Regions from separate parts of the Homo sapiens genome. Here regions 1 and 2 are each linked to region 3. The links are chromatin contacts, found by Hi-C or POLR2A ChIA-PET in ENCODE. All regions are on one chromosome and are shown on one strand. The core of a region is the stretch at or near the end of the contact, and the rest is flanking DNA. Distances in the headings are between cores, read along the strand shown.

Region 1 (3,987 bases), core at 389-2,888, 72 kb before region 3:
CCAGCTACTTGGGAGGCTGAGGCAGGAGAATCTCTTGAAACCTGGAGGTGGAGGTTGCAGTGAGCCGAGATTACACCACTGCACTCCAGCCTGGTGACAGAGCAAGACTCCGTCTCAAAAAAAATAAATAAATAAAGGTGAATTTTATGGTACCTGAATTATATCTTAATATAATATTAATATATTATTATTAATATAATTTATATCTTAATATCTCTATGGATCTCCTCCTTGAACCAAACTGTTCATTGCGTGGGGTCATTGTTCCCTCCCTGTTATCTGCTATCGCCTGCAGCATGCCAATTACTTGGCCCTGAAGTTAATTTCTAACAATGATAACATTTAAAAATGTGGACTGTCTCAGCCAGAAATCAGTCAGCTACTTCAATGGGTAAATACATCCTGGTGCCCAGACTTGTGGGGACGACACATGGGACAACCAGAGGACAAGACGCTAAGTGCTATCTGTTGAACTTGCCTCAGAGGTGTGGTAAAAGAAAAGAAAATTTAAAAATAAAAAATTAAAAAATGCTGTCTGACAAGAAGATAGCGGTAAGCTATCCCCCACAGCTGGTTGGGGATAGAACTTGAGCCTGGCTTGGAAGAATGGGCACCATTTTGTCTAAATAAAAATGCAGGCCGGGGCCAGGCGTTGTGGCTCACGCCTGTAATCCCAGCATTTTGAGAGGCTGAGGTGGGTGGATCACTTGAGGTCAGGAGTTTGAGACCAGCCTGGCCAACATGGTGAAGTCCTGTCTCTACTGAAAATACAAAAATTAGCCAGGCGTGGTGGCGGGTGCCTGTAATCCCAGCTGCTCTGGAGGCTGAGGCAGGAGAATCACTTGAACCCGGGAGGTGGAGGTTGCAGTGAGCCGAGATTGCGCCACTGCGCTCCCACCTGAGTGACAGAGAAAGACTCCGTCTCAAAAAAAAAAAAAAATGCAGACTTATTTTGCTCAGTGTCTGCTATGCTGTAGGTCCTCTCTAGAGATTGGATCTGAATTTAGGAAAAGTAAAAAGAGTTGGCAAGTGATGATAAACTGCATGAGCTAGCAGGGGTTTCAAGTACAACACACACGATAAGTTTATTTGATTTAAGAGAGAGAATACAGGTGCGGGGCTCAGCATAGCCCTCAGTGCAGAGCCAGTACCCAGAAGATGTTATTCATTAGGTACCATGAGCAAAGACCAGGAGATGAGCATGGGGTTCCGAGCAGGGTGAATGCACAACTGACAGGGTGGGTAGAGTGGAGACTGTGTCCTTTAAGGCAGCCTGTTTGACTGCTTTTATCCTGGCTGTCATAAGGCAAGTTTTAGGGAGCAGGAAGGAAGAAATGCTGACCGCTATCAGAAATTTGGCCTAGTGGCCTCTCATCAGGGAAATGAGCTTGGTCTGTTCGGTTGGAGTTGTTCCACAGAGTTCAAAGGACAAGAATGCTGTGTGTTCATACACTGAGCTCTTCGAAGTAGGAACTTCGCCCTATAAAGCAGAAGAGTGGTGTTTTTTTCTTCTTCTTCTTCTTTTGTGGTTTCACATAGCAAATGAGTGACAGTCTCTACTTACAGACAAAGTGAGACGTCAGGCATTGAGACGTGAGTGTGGCTTGTATTTCTGGTCCTCCCCTGCTTCACTGCTTTCATTTTACTCTTATCGTGCTTTCCAGAAAGTTTGCCTGCTGGGAGAGTCTTTTTGATCGTTTCCCATGTGTTGTCAGATAGCTCCATAGAATTCAGTTTCTGAGAACCAGCCAGAAGCATGCAGTGACATTGCACAATCTGCCTCTGAAGCTGGAGATACTAGCTGCAGAGCTCAGGGGAGCTGCTCCACATCACCGACATGAAGGGAACAGGCATCATGGACTGTGCGCCCAAGGTGAGTGATGTGGGGCTGTTTGAATGGGCTCTGGCGGGGAGCAAGCTGTGATGATTAAGGGTGTTGACCAGCTTTAGTTGTGACTTTCTAATAAAGGTTGAATACCAGTGACGTGTGAGTTGGAGATGGGAAAGTTTAACATAAGTTTAAGTGTGGGAAATAGATGTGTTGTAAAGCTCCTTACCAGTTTGCATCCAAGATGGGTGAAAATGACTTTGTAGTAGAAATCAGCTTACTTGGTTGACAGCGCCGTCCATCATTTTGCGTCCAGCAAACTCCTGAAGCAAGATGCGAGTCTGCCTCAGCCCCCGCTAATTCCTTCTTTCTCTGGACCCCAAAGACACTCAGTGCCACTCTAACTGTCCTATTTGGTTTCTGTGCTCACCTCCCAACAGCAGAGCCCAGACCCTTGCCTGCAGCCTCCCGTGCTGAGCCCACAGTGGGCACTTACATGTTATTTTCATGTTAACTTGTGCATTATGTGAGCAAAGCTGGAGCTTTCAGACAGACTTCATGCCTGTCATGAATCAAAAAAGATTCACTATTTAGAAAGGTGAAAGAAGCCAGGCACGGTGGTACATACCTGTACTCCAGCTACCGGAGAGGCTGAGGTGAGAAGATTAATTCAGCCCAGAAGTTTGAGTCCAGCCTGGGCAACATAGCGAGACCCCATCTTAAAAAAAAAAAAAAGAAAAGAAAAGTTAAAATGGCTACCATATTAAAAAAAAATTTACCCAGACATAAAGAAAGTGAAGCTCAAGGTTGTGTTTTCATCTTGCTATGCCCTTTTTAAATTTTAAGTAGAACAGGAAAAAAGAAATGAAACAAGCAGTAAATGGGGAGCTTGCTTATAAAAATCAATGCTTATTTTTCATTATAATAAAAGTGACTAGTGTGGCTGTCTGCGGTGGCTCACACCTGTAATCCCAGCACTTTGGGAGGCCAAGGCAGGTGGATCACTTGAGGCCAGGAGTTTGAGACCAGCCTGATCAACATGAAAAAACCCCATATCTACCAAAAATACAACAATTAGCTGAGCGTGGTGGCGCATGCCCGTGATCCCAGCTACTCGGGAGGCTGAGGCACAAGAATCGCTTGAGCCTGGGAGGCAGAGGTTGCAGTGAGCTGAGATTATACCACTGCATTCCGGCCTGGGTGACAGAGCAAGACTCTGTCTCAAAAAAAAAAAAAAAAAAAAAAAAAAAGTCACTAGTGGAATTTGTGACTGAGTAACCCATGACAGTCTCTCTTGTATAGATTATATGTAAATATCTTAGCTACCCTAGAATTTTGTCCCCAACTACTTACTTTGAAAAATTTCAAACCATTGGAAAAATATGGGAAGCGTGGGGGTTATTCAGTAAATCCCTGCATATCCTTCACCTAGATCATTGGTTTCTGGTACTTTGTCATATTTGTGTGCATTTATTTGTGTATATTTAGACACTGGAACACACTTCATTTTTATTGTTGTTGTTAAACTCTTTGAAAATAAATGGCCAATACAATGACGCTCCACCCCTAAACTTCATTATGTGTCTCCTAAGAACAAGGACATTCATCTACAGAACGTAGAAGAATATCTACATATCATCATACCCAAGAACATTTCACATTTATTTAATAATGCCTTTCTACTATTCAGTCTAATTCACGTTGATTTAATAATGCCATTCTACTATTCAGTCCACATTCACATTTTCCAAAATTATCCTTTTTAGCTTTTCTGGCTGTTGTTGTTTGTGTGTGTGTTTGTCTTTCTGATCCAGGTGGTGTTTGTCAATTCTCAGTTCTTAATCTAGAACAATCTACTACCTTTTTCTCTTTCATAACATTGACCTTTTTTCTAAACAGCCTAGATTTTTTATGATTTAGACTTCTTTTTATGTACTGCTTATTCTGCCTAAATAATTTATGTAGCGCTTTACAATTGGGTGGGGTTTTGTTATTTAAAAAAAATATTTTTAGCAATGGGGGTATCACTCTGTTGTCCAAGCTGGACTCAAATTCCTGAACTCAGGTGATTCTTCTGCCTCAGCCTCCCAAGTACAGGATTACAGGTGCACACCACCGAGCCCCACTGCAATTTGTAAATAACATGCATGTTTGCATAG
Region 2 (4,332 bases), core at 950-3,449, 93 kb after region 3:
TCCTGCCTCCTCCCTCTGATCCTCCTGCCTCCTTCCTCGGACCCAGGGCGCTCTCCTCCCTCCTCTCCTGGAACACGCTCATGGCTTTCCCACCTCCTCCCTGGCCATCTCTTCTCAGTCTTCATTTCCAACTTTTCCTCTTTCTGTTCTCTGAATGTTGGCTTTCTGCATGGCTAAGCCCTGGGTCCCCCTCTAGCTAGACTCTCATGGGATGGTCTCATCCATGGCCAAGGTTTTTAACATAATCTAGAAGCTGAGACTCCCATATTGCATCTCTGGTCTTGCTGTCAACTCACATGTCCGTGGCCTGCTGGATACCCCTGTTCTGTCTCTTGGGCATTCCACACTTAGTGTTTCCTAAATCAGACTGTCCAGGGCCTTCCACATTGGTTTGCTCCCAGTCTCCCTTGGAGCCGGCACTGGTGCCACCCTTCCACCTGGTGCCTGGCTGCCAAGCTTGATTCCCTCCTCCTCCTCCCTAAACCCTCCCCTCCTCAGACCTCACTTTTTCCATCCTCACATTGCCACCCTAGGCCAGGCCACCATCAGCTCCTGCCTGGACACTGTGACAGCCTCCTAAGTGATCGACAGCCCCCATTTTTCACGCTGCTGCCATTGAGATCTTTCTAGAATAAAAATCAAATCAAGCCAGTCCCTTGCTTAAAACCATTTCACGCTCCCTATTGCTCTTCAGGTGAAGCTAACCTCCTTAACTTGGTTTACACAGCCCTTCCCAGCCAGCCCCTCCCTGCCTCTCCCACCTCCAGTGCCACCCCCAGACCTCAAGTGATCCACCCACCTCAGCCTCTCAAAGTGCTGGGTGGTGGCTCACACCTGGCGTCGTCCTCTTCCTCCCTTCCTCTTCCCCTGCCCCTTCCCCTTGCCCTCCTCCTCCTCCTACTCCTCCTTCTTCCTCCTCCTTCTTCTATGAGTGGTCAGTTATTCCAATGATAGATTACAGAATTGGCTTCTGCCTTTCAAAAATTAAATCATAACCCATCTCCTGAAGTTTGAACACAGCCTTGCCTAATTTTGTTTCATTTATGTTATTGTTATCACTACAGTTATTTGGGGTGGCCTGAGGACACGGCTGGAGCTGGAGTGTGGCTGTGACCTCCTCTTGACATCTTTCTGCACCACTATTAATGGTATCCCAAGTGCTGGGCACAGAGGAGGAGATAGATCAATATTTGATGAATAAATGGCTGGGCGTGGTGGCTCACGCCTGTAATCCCAGAACTTTGGGAGGCCTAGGCAGGTGAATCACCTGAGGTCAGGAGTTCAAGACCAGCCTGGCCAACATAGTGAAACCCCATCTCTACTAAAAATGCAAAAATTAGGCCAGGCGGGGTGGCTCACGCCTGTAATCCCAACACTTTAGGAGGCTGAGGTGGGCAGATCACCTGAGGTCAGGAGTTCGAGACCAGCCTGACTAACATGGAGAAATCCCATCTCCACTAAAAATACAAAATTAGCCAGGCGTAGTGGCACATGCCTGTAGTCCCAGCTACTCAGGAGGCTGAGGCAGGAAAATCGCTTGAACCTGGGAGGCGGAGGTTGCAGTAAGCCGAGATTGCGCCATTGCACTCCAGCCTGGGCAACAAGAGCAAAACTCCGTCTCAAAAAAAAAAAAAAAATTAGCTGGGCATGGTGGGGCATGCCTGTAGTCCCAGCTACTTGGGAGGCTGAGGCAGGAGAATTGCTTGGACCCAGGAGACGGAGGTTGCAGTGAGCCAAGATCACGCCATTGCACTCCAGCCTGGGCGACAAGAGCAAAACTCAGTCTCAAAAAAAAAAAAAAAGACTTTGATGAATAAATGAATGAACGAATGAAATCACTCTCAAACCAGAGCTTCAAGTTTCATGTTATTGGCCTGGAGCGGTTAATTTTATCAGCATACACAAGACTCTCAGTCTCCAAATCATGGAACTATAGGATGGCAGGATGGGAGAATCCCTGGACCACCCAGGGCCCAACCTCCAAATTTATCAGTTGAGCCAGCTGAGCCATTGCTCACCCACAGTTGTCCCGGAGCAGGCAGGCTGCCTGCAGGATGGAAGAACGTGGAGGAGGAAGGGTGTGCAGGGGCCAGGTCTTACCTGGATTTGTTGATTTTATTCTCAATATGATGAGAAGTCCCGAGAGACTTTAACATAATCCCTGATCTTATTTTATTTTATTTTATTTTATTTTAAAGATCATTGCAATCCCTGCAAAACCAGATTCAGGACTGGAGAGAGAAAATAAGGTATGGGCTGGGGAGTCAACACACATTTGTGCCTCTTTGATGGCAAGGCCTAGGAACACATGCCTGGGGTCAGCTTGCCATCATGTGGCCAAACCTAAGGACTGCACATCTCCCATCTTGCTTTCCCAGGGCTCCGTGTACTTGTGGAGACAGGATTTGGACCCAGGTCTCTCCTCCCACCAAAGTTCAGGGTCTATAGGCCTGAGTTCAAGTCCCGGTTCCTGCACTCCCAGCCATATGACCAAAGAGGATTCAGGTTCTGTATCCGACTCATGGGGACAGCAACACACTCATCTCTCACAGTGAAGACCCAGTAAGAAATGGCAGCTGTCAGCCAGGTGCAGTGGCTCACGCCTGTAATCCCAGCACTTTGGGAGGCCGAGGCAGGCGGATCACGAGGTCAGGAGATCGAGACCATCCTGGCTAACACGGTGAAACCCCGTCTCTACTAAAAATACAAAAAATTAGCCAGGCATGGTGGCGGGCACCTGTAATCCTAGCTACTTGGGAGGCTGAGGCAGGAAAATGGCATGAACCCAGGAGGTGGAGGTTGTAGTGAGCTGAGATCGCACCACTGCACTCCAGCCTGGCGACAGAGTGAGACTCTGTCTCAAAAAAATAATAAATAAAAGGCCAGGCGCAGTGGCTCAAGCCTGTAATTCCAGCATTTTGGGAGGCCGAGGCGGGCAGGTTGCCTGAGCTCAGGAGTTTGAGACCAGCCTGGGCAATATGGTGAAACCCCATCTCTAAAAAAAAAAAAAAAAAAATTAGCTGAGTGTGGCGGCGTGTGCCTGAAGTCCCAGCTACTCAAGAGGCTGAGGCAGGAGAATTGCTTGAACCCGGGAGGCAGAGATTGCAGTGAGCCGAGATCGCACCACTGCACTCCAGCCTGGGTGACAGAGTGAGACTCCGTTTCAAACAAACAAACAAACAAAAAAAATAGGGGCTGGGTACAGTGGCTCACACTTGTAATCCCAGCACTTTGGGAGAGGATTGCTTGAGGCCAGGAGTTTGAGACCAGTCTGGGCATCATGGTGAGACCTCCATTTCTATTAAAAAAAAAAAATTATAATAAGTAAATGTCTAACCACCTTATCTTAGGGAGGAAGAAACTGAGGCTCAGAGAAAAGCAGGTAGAAAGCAAGATTTCTCGGGCCAGGCACAGTGGCTCACACCTGTAATCCCAGCACTCTGGGAGGCCAAGGCAGGCGGATCACCGGTCGGGAGTTTGAGACCAGCCTGACCAACATGGAGAAGCCCCGTGTCTACTAAAAACACAAAATTAGCTGGGCATAGTGGTGCATGCCTGTAGTCCCAGCTACTTGGGAGGCTGTGGCAGGAGAATCACTTGAACCCGGGAGGCGGAGGTTGTGGTGAGCTGAGATTGTGCCATTGTACTCCAGCCTGGGCAACAACAGCGAAACCCCGTCTCAAAAAAATAATAATAATAAAAGAAAGAAAGCAAGAATTCTCAAGGCTCTGTTCAAAATGCAGGACTTCCACTCCCCAGGTCAGCAGTGAGCCCAAGGCTCTAGCTCCAGCGGAAGGCTGGACAGTGTTAGGGCCGGAGGTGCCAGGCAGGCACCCCAGAATGAGATGCAGAAACGGCCAGTGAGGACAGAAGCCATGGTGCTTTGGAAGCCCAGCTCCTTCTTCCTGCTGATGAACAGGCATCCAGAGAGCCTGTGAGCGGGGCTGTGTGCTCCAGGTCATGTCCCAGGTGTACAGAATTTCAGGAATTTAGTGGAGCTCTCGCCCAGCAATTTTTTGCTTTACAGGAGAGGAAGCTGAGATCCTGAAAGAGGTGGGGCCCGGCCCAGGGTCACTCAGCAATTTTCAGTAGCTGCTCCCTACTGGGGAACTGTGTGTCTGAGGTCGTGGCCATCTGTCCAAAGAGCTTCTTCTGACCAAAGTGCTCATTTTCATAGTGTGACCACAGAGGTATGTATTTTATAACCTTACCTCATTTCATCATCCCAGCAGCCTTGCAGGGAGGTTTATTTCCATTTTGCAAATGAGGACTCTGAGGCTCAGGGAGGTGACGTGACATGCGCAAGGCTGGGAGGGGTGGGTGAGGACTTGC
Region 3 (4,468 bases), core at 1,662-4,161:
AACAGCAGTATTTAATCCTGAGCATTCTGGCACATTGGCGTCTGTTTATTTAACAGGTGTACATGGACACCCTCTCAGTGTGCCAGGCCGTGTTGCGTGTGGCAGACTGTGCGAGGGGAACTAACTGTCCTGTTCTGAAATGGAACAACGAGGGGCTTCATGGATTTGGAGAGAAGTACAGTTTAGGGTCCAAGGACCTTTTGCTTTTAAATATTACACTCTTCTTCAAATAATCTGAATTTAAACCGCTTAGGGCTCTCTTTTAAACCACCATTGGGGTCAAGTAAGACATATTCTGGGGAACCAGACTCATTTACCTAACCATGTCCCACTTCTGTATATGTGTGTGTATGTGTGTGTGTTTGCATATATATATACACACACATATACACACACGTATGTATATGTTTGTATTTCAGGTGAAAGTCACATAAAATTGGCCATTTTAAAGTGTATGTTTCAGTGGCATTTAGTACATTCACAGTGTTGTACGGTCACCACCTCTATCTGGTTCCAGAACATTTTTATCACCCCAAAAGGAAAATCCTCTGCCCATTACATAGGTACTCCCCATTGCCAGTCTGTTTCTGTCTCAATGGATTTACCTCTTCTGGATATTTCATATGCATAGAATCATACAATATGTAACCTTTCGTGTTTGGCTTCCCACTTGCTTTTAAGAAAACTAGCTCACCCCAGAAGAGGAACTTAGCAGAAACGAGCTCCACAATGGGGTCTCGAGTAGGAGTCCCCTGCAGCCTGTTGCTCTGATTGTGGCTTCCCCTGTTGTTTCTCCTTTGGTTTGCTGGTCAGTCTCTTCTCCTTTTTCTCTTACCCAGTGAATTGAGCTTTGCTTATTTTGACTTTGTCCATCTGTTATTGATAAGAGCCTCCACACTTGAAATTGATGATTGGATTAGTTTGTGTATGGTCATCCCTTGATATGTGTGGGAGATTGGTTCCAAGACCCCCTGTGGATACCAAAATCCATGGATGCTCAGGTCTCTGATATAAAATGGTACAGTATTTGCATATAACCTACACACATCCTCCTGTATACTTTAAATCAACTCAGGATTACATATGATACCTAATACAATATAAATGCTGTGTAAATAGTTGTTATACTGTATTGTTTAAGGAATAATGACAAAAAAGTCTGTGCATGTTCAATATAAATGCATTCATTTTTCCTCCCAAATATTTTTGATCCGGTTTGGTTGAATTGATAGATGCGGAACGCATGGATATAGAGGATATAGAGGGCCAGCTGTATTTAGTAAAGTTTGTATAATAAAGATTTAAATATATAGAAAAATGGAAATAAACTGTTAGTGTAATAAAAACATTGGGCCTTTGTAAAAAGAAAAATAGCTTCCTAATAATTTGTAAGTATCTATAAAATAGGATTTTAAAAATTCTAAACAACATTCAGTGAATTTAGTGCAGTGTTATGAACTGGATTTTGGTTAGGCCAATCTGCGTCTGCTATAATCCCTGGGAAATTAGAGAAAATTTGTCCTTTGGCATTTTTCAAGGAATGCCTAAAGTGAAATATGAAAGTGCTTTATGCTGCTCTCCAGCCGCGGTGGAGGCATTATTCGTTGTTTGATGTTTAATGCTCCCTCCCCCACACCACACACCCATATCCACGCTTCTCCACGCCTCTGCATATAGACGTAGAAATCGACACGTATTCTTCCCAAACTCTCATGGGGTCACATTATATGTATTTAATAACCTCTTTTTTTCTTTCTGTTCTGTCCACCTTGGACATATTTTCACAACCTTGAATACAGATTTACCTTCTTTTTAATAGCCGTTTGGGTGTTTATAATTTATTTGACCATTTCCCTACTGAGGAACATGTAGGTGGCCTCCTTCCTTTCCTTTTTACCTTGCTATACTACACAACTTCCTGAGCACACATTTGTACATTTGCACACTTGTGGGCATGTTTCTGTAAGAAGAAACTCTTAAAAGTCACACTTTACTTGATACTGCCAAATTATCTTCCTAAAGTATTGTACTGTGTTGTATCCACCTGACAACAAATGTGCCTGTATCCTCAGTTTCCAATTGGATACTTTCAATCTCTTTTTTTTTTTTTTAAAGCGACAAGCGACAGAATCTGTCCCAGTTACCTAGGCTGGAGTGCAGTGGCGCTATCATAGCTCAGGCCATCCTCCCACCTCAGCCTCCCTAGTAGCTGGGACTGCAGGGACCCACCATCACACTTGGCTAAGTTTTTAAAAAGATTTTTTTTTAGAGATAGGTTCTCAGTATGTTGCCCAGGCTAATCTCAGACTCCTGGCCTCAAGTGATCCTCCCATTTTGACCTCCCAAAGCACTGGAATTTACAAGTGTGAGCCACTGTGCCCAGCCCCAATCTCCTGAATTACTGCCCGATAGGTAAAAAATGATGTGTCCTGGTTTCAAAAGGCATTTCTTTTAGCATTTGAGGTTAAGAATCCTTTGGTCTTTATATATTTTTTGTACGAACTGCATGTTAGTCCTCTTTGGCCATTTTTCTATTATAGTGTTGACTATTGCTGTATAAGACCTTTTTGAATATTCATAAAATAAGCTCTGAATCTTATATTTATTGAAAATATTTCCTCCCTGAGTTCCTGTTCTTTTGACTTTTGATGTTTGTGGTTTCAGTTTTGATCTTTTTTTTATTTTGGATATAACTGATTTATTTCTTTTTTTCCTGCCCCTTTTCTATGAGAACGTACTGATTTTTTTAATAGAGTAAAATGTAACTATTTTAATCTTTGTGGTTCTTGGCCTTTGTATCAACCGAATAAATGTGAATTGATCATGTGATTAATACAGTCCTTCCCCCACTGGGTTATTTCTCCAGGTTCTGCTTCCTTCGGTGCTGCGGCTGTGTGTTTTCTGAGCGAGCCTTGAAAGAGATAAAAGCGGAAGTTTGCCACACGGTGAGTTCCTGACATGTACCATTTGTTCCTTCTCTGTAGCTGAGGAAATCAGATGGTTTAGGGTCCTTTCCCTCCATTTGTTCTTTCTGAAATCAGCTCTCATAAGTTGCTTTTCTGCTTCCATGGCTCTTGGTTGCTGGAAGTGCAGAATCCACTGGCCTCTTGTCACCTGACCACTGCCTGCCAGTCCAGGTCAGACCACACGAGGGCTGTTTCCTGAATGTGCTGCTGCCTCAGTTTCCTCTAGCAGACCTGCTGTCCTGGAGGGCCTGCTCCCCCATGAGCCCCCATTCCATAGTTCTTACTTCTTCCGTGACTCCCTGGTGCTAAACCTCCTTCCACATTCCCCAAGCACCTTGTTTTCTCACTCCTCCCATCGTAATGTAATTGCGTATGTATGTGTCTGCTTCCCCACCGGACTTAGTTTTTGAGGGTAGGAAACAAGGCTTGTTCATCTCTTTATCCGCAGGGCATATTCTCTCCAGAGCACGTAGCGTGCCCTCAGTAAATGCTCGCATGGGTGGCGAGTAACTAGACATGAGAGCTAGCCTCAGCTCACGTGGAGGAAATACTGATGCTTTGCTTTAATGGCGCTGCTGCTGCTGAAGCCAGAATGTGTGTGTGTCTTGGGTGTACTGCTGGCCCATCGAAAGCGTGCTGCTTCATTTAACGTCATGGATGCCGGCAGCTTCTGACTGTATTTTCCTGTATCAACCCTGTTTGTATTTCATTCCCCTCCCCACTGTGTTGTTGCTCCCTGTTGTGAAAGCCAGCAGCTTTCACTGAGTGATGGTTAGGGGCCATCGTCTCTTCTAGGCACTGATCTGTGGGAAAGCATACTGAATAAGATCCATGAAGGCCCTTGCCCTCCTGCATCCCACATTCTGATTGGAGAGAGAGACCCTCAAGTAGATGAGCAAGGCAGAATCGATTGTGACCGATGCTAGGAAGGAAACACATGAGGCCATGTGATGGAGGGAGAGAGGCTGGCGTAGTGGTGGTCGGCAGAGGCATATCTGGAGGTTTGAGCTGAGACCCGAAGGGCACGAGGGAGCCAGCTGTGCACAGCCTGAGTAGCAGCCTCTTCGGCAGCAGGAACAGCATGTGCAAAAGCTCAGAAGTGACAGAGGACTTTGCGAGTTCAGTGAACAGAAAGTGTGAGAGTGGAGGGCTGGTGAGGGGAGTAGATGAGATTAAAGAGTTAGGCAGGGGTCATCTCATGCAAGGCCTGGGGGCCACACTGGGGCTTATGGATGTTATTCGAAGAGCAGCAGGAAGCCAGAAGGCAGCTGTAAGCCGGATGGGATGTGCATTAATTTTGTTCTAAAAATCCTAGACGTGGAGGAGGACTGGGTGGCTCCCGTTACCTAGGCCCGGAGGCAGGCAGAGGTGAGTGGGGAAGAGGTCAGTGGGGGCGGTGAGTTATGTCCAGTTTGGGGTGACTATGAATAAAGCCTTCATAGAATGAGGAGTCTGTCTTATTAAGCTTTCTTTTAAGAAAAGAAATTCAAATAAAACATTTG

Evidence for each region. Hi-C counts contacts between places; a loop is a spot of excess contacts on that map. ChIA-PET counts read pairs that join two places held with the same protein, here RNA polymerase II (POLR2A). Pooled maps may share reads with other maps.
Region 1: a loop to region 3 is called in a pooled map, with 2.7 times the contacts of the local background. The contact joins the promoter of CASS4 here to the enhancer-like site in region 3. A Hi-C loop is called at or near these places in 3 of 168 maps with a recorded cell type or tissue (left lung, mammary epithelial cell and naive thymus-derived CD4-positive, alpha-beta T cell) and 8 of 50 pooled maps. POLR2A ChIA-PET finds 5 or more read pairs at or near these places in 10 of 52 experiments (AG04449, Caco-2, H1 and 6 more).
Region 2: a loop to region 3 is called in a map with no recorded cell type, with 2.7 times the contacts of the local background. The contact joins the promoter of LINC01716 here to the enhancer-like site in region 3. A Hi-C loop is called at or near these places in 1 of 168 maps with a recorded cell type or tissue (posterior vena cava), 1 of 37 single-sample maps with no recorded cell type and 1 of 50 pooled maps. POLR2A ChIA-PET finds 5 or more read pairs at or near these places in 3 of 52 experiments (CD8-positive, alpha-beta memory T cell, Caco-2 and PC-9).

What each region holds. Positions count from the first base shown.
Region 1 is chr20:56,410,622-56,414,608 of GRCh38, forward strand. CASS4 (Cas scaffold protein family member 4) reads left to right here and starts at 1,639. Exons shown (of 6, transcript NM_020356.4): 1 at 1,639-1,873. The coding sequence starts at 1,838.
Region 2 is chr20:56,575,364-56,579,695 of GRCh38, forward strand. It overlaps LINC01716 (long intergenic non-protein coding RNA 1716), which reads left to right and starts at 2,200. Exons shown (of 6, transcript NR_136537.1): 1 at 2,200-2,249; 2 at 2,379-2,587; 3 at 4,028-4,190.
Region 3 is chr20:56,481,245-56,485,712 of GRCh38, forward strand. RTF2 (replication termination factor 2) reads left to right here. Exons shown (of 9, transcript NM_016407.5): 5 at 2,867-2,945. Among named protein-coding and RNA genes, the nearest start is that of RTF2, 15 kb to the left of the region's middle. Within about 2 kb of position 2,912, at least 5 of the 41 ENCODE cell types and tissues checked have a DNase peak (open chromatin) inside an H3K27ac peak, as active enhancers do.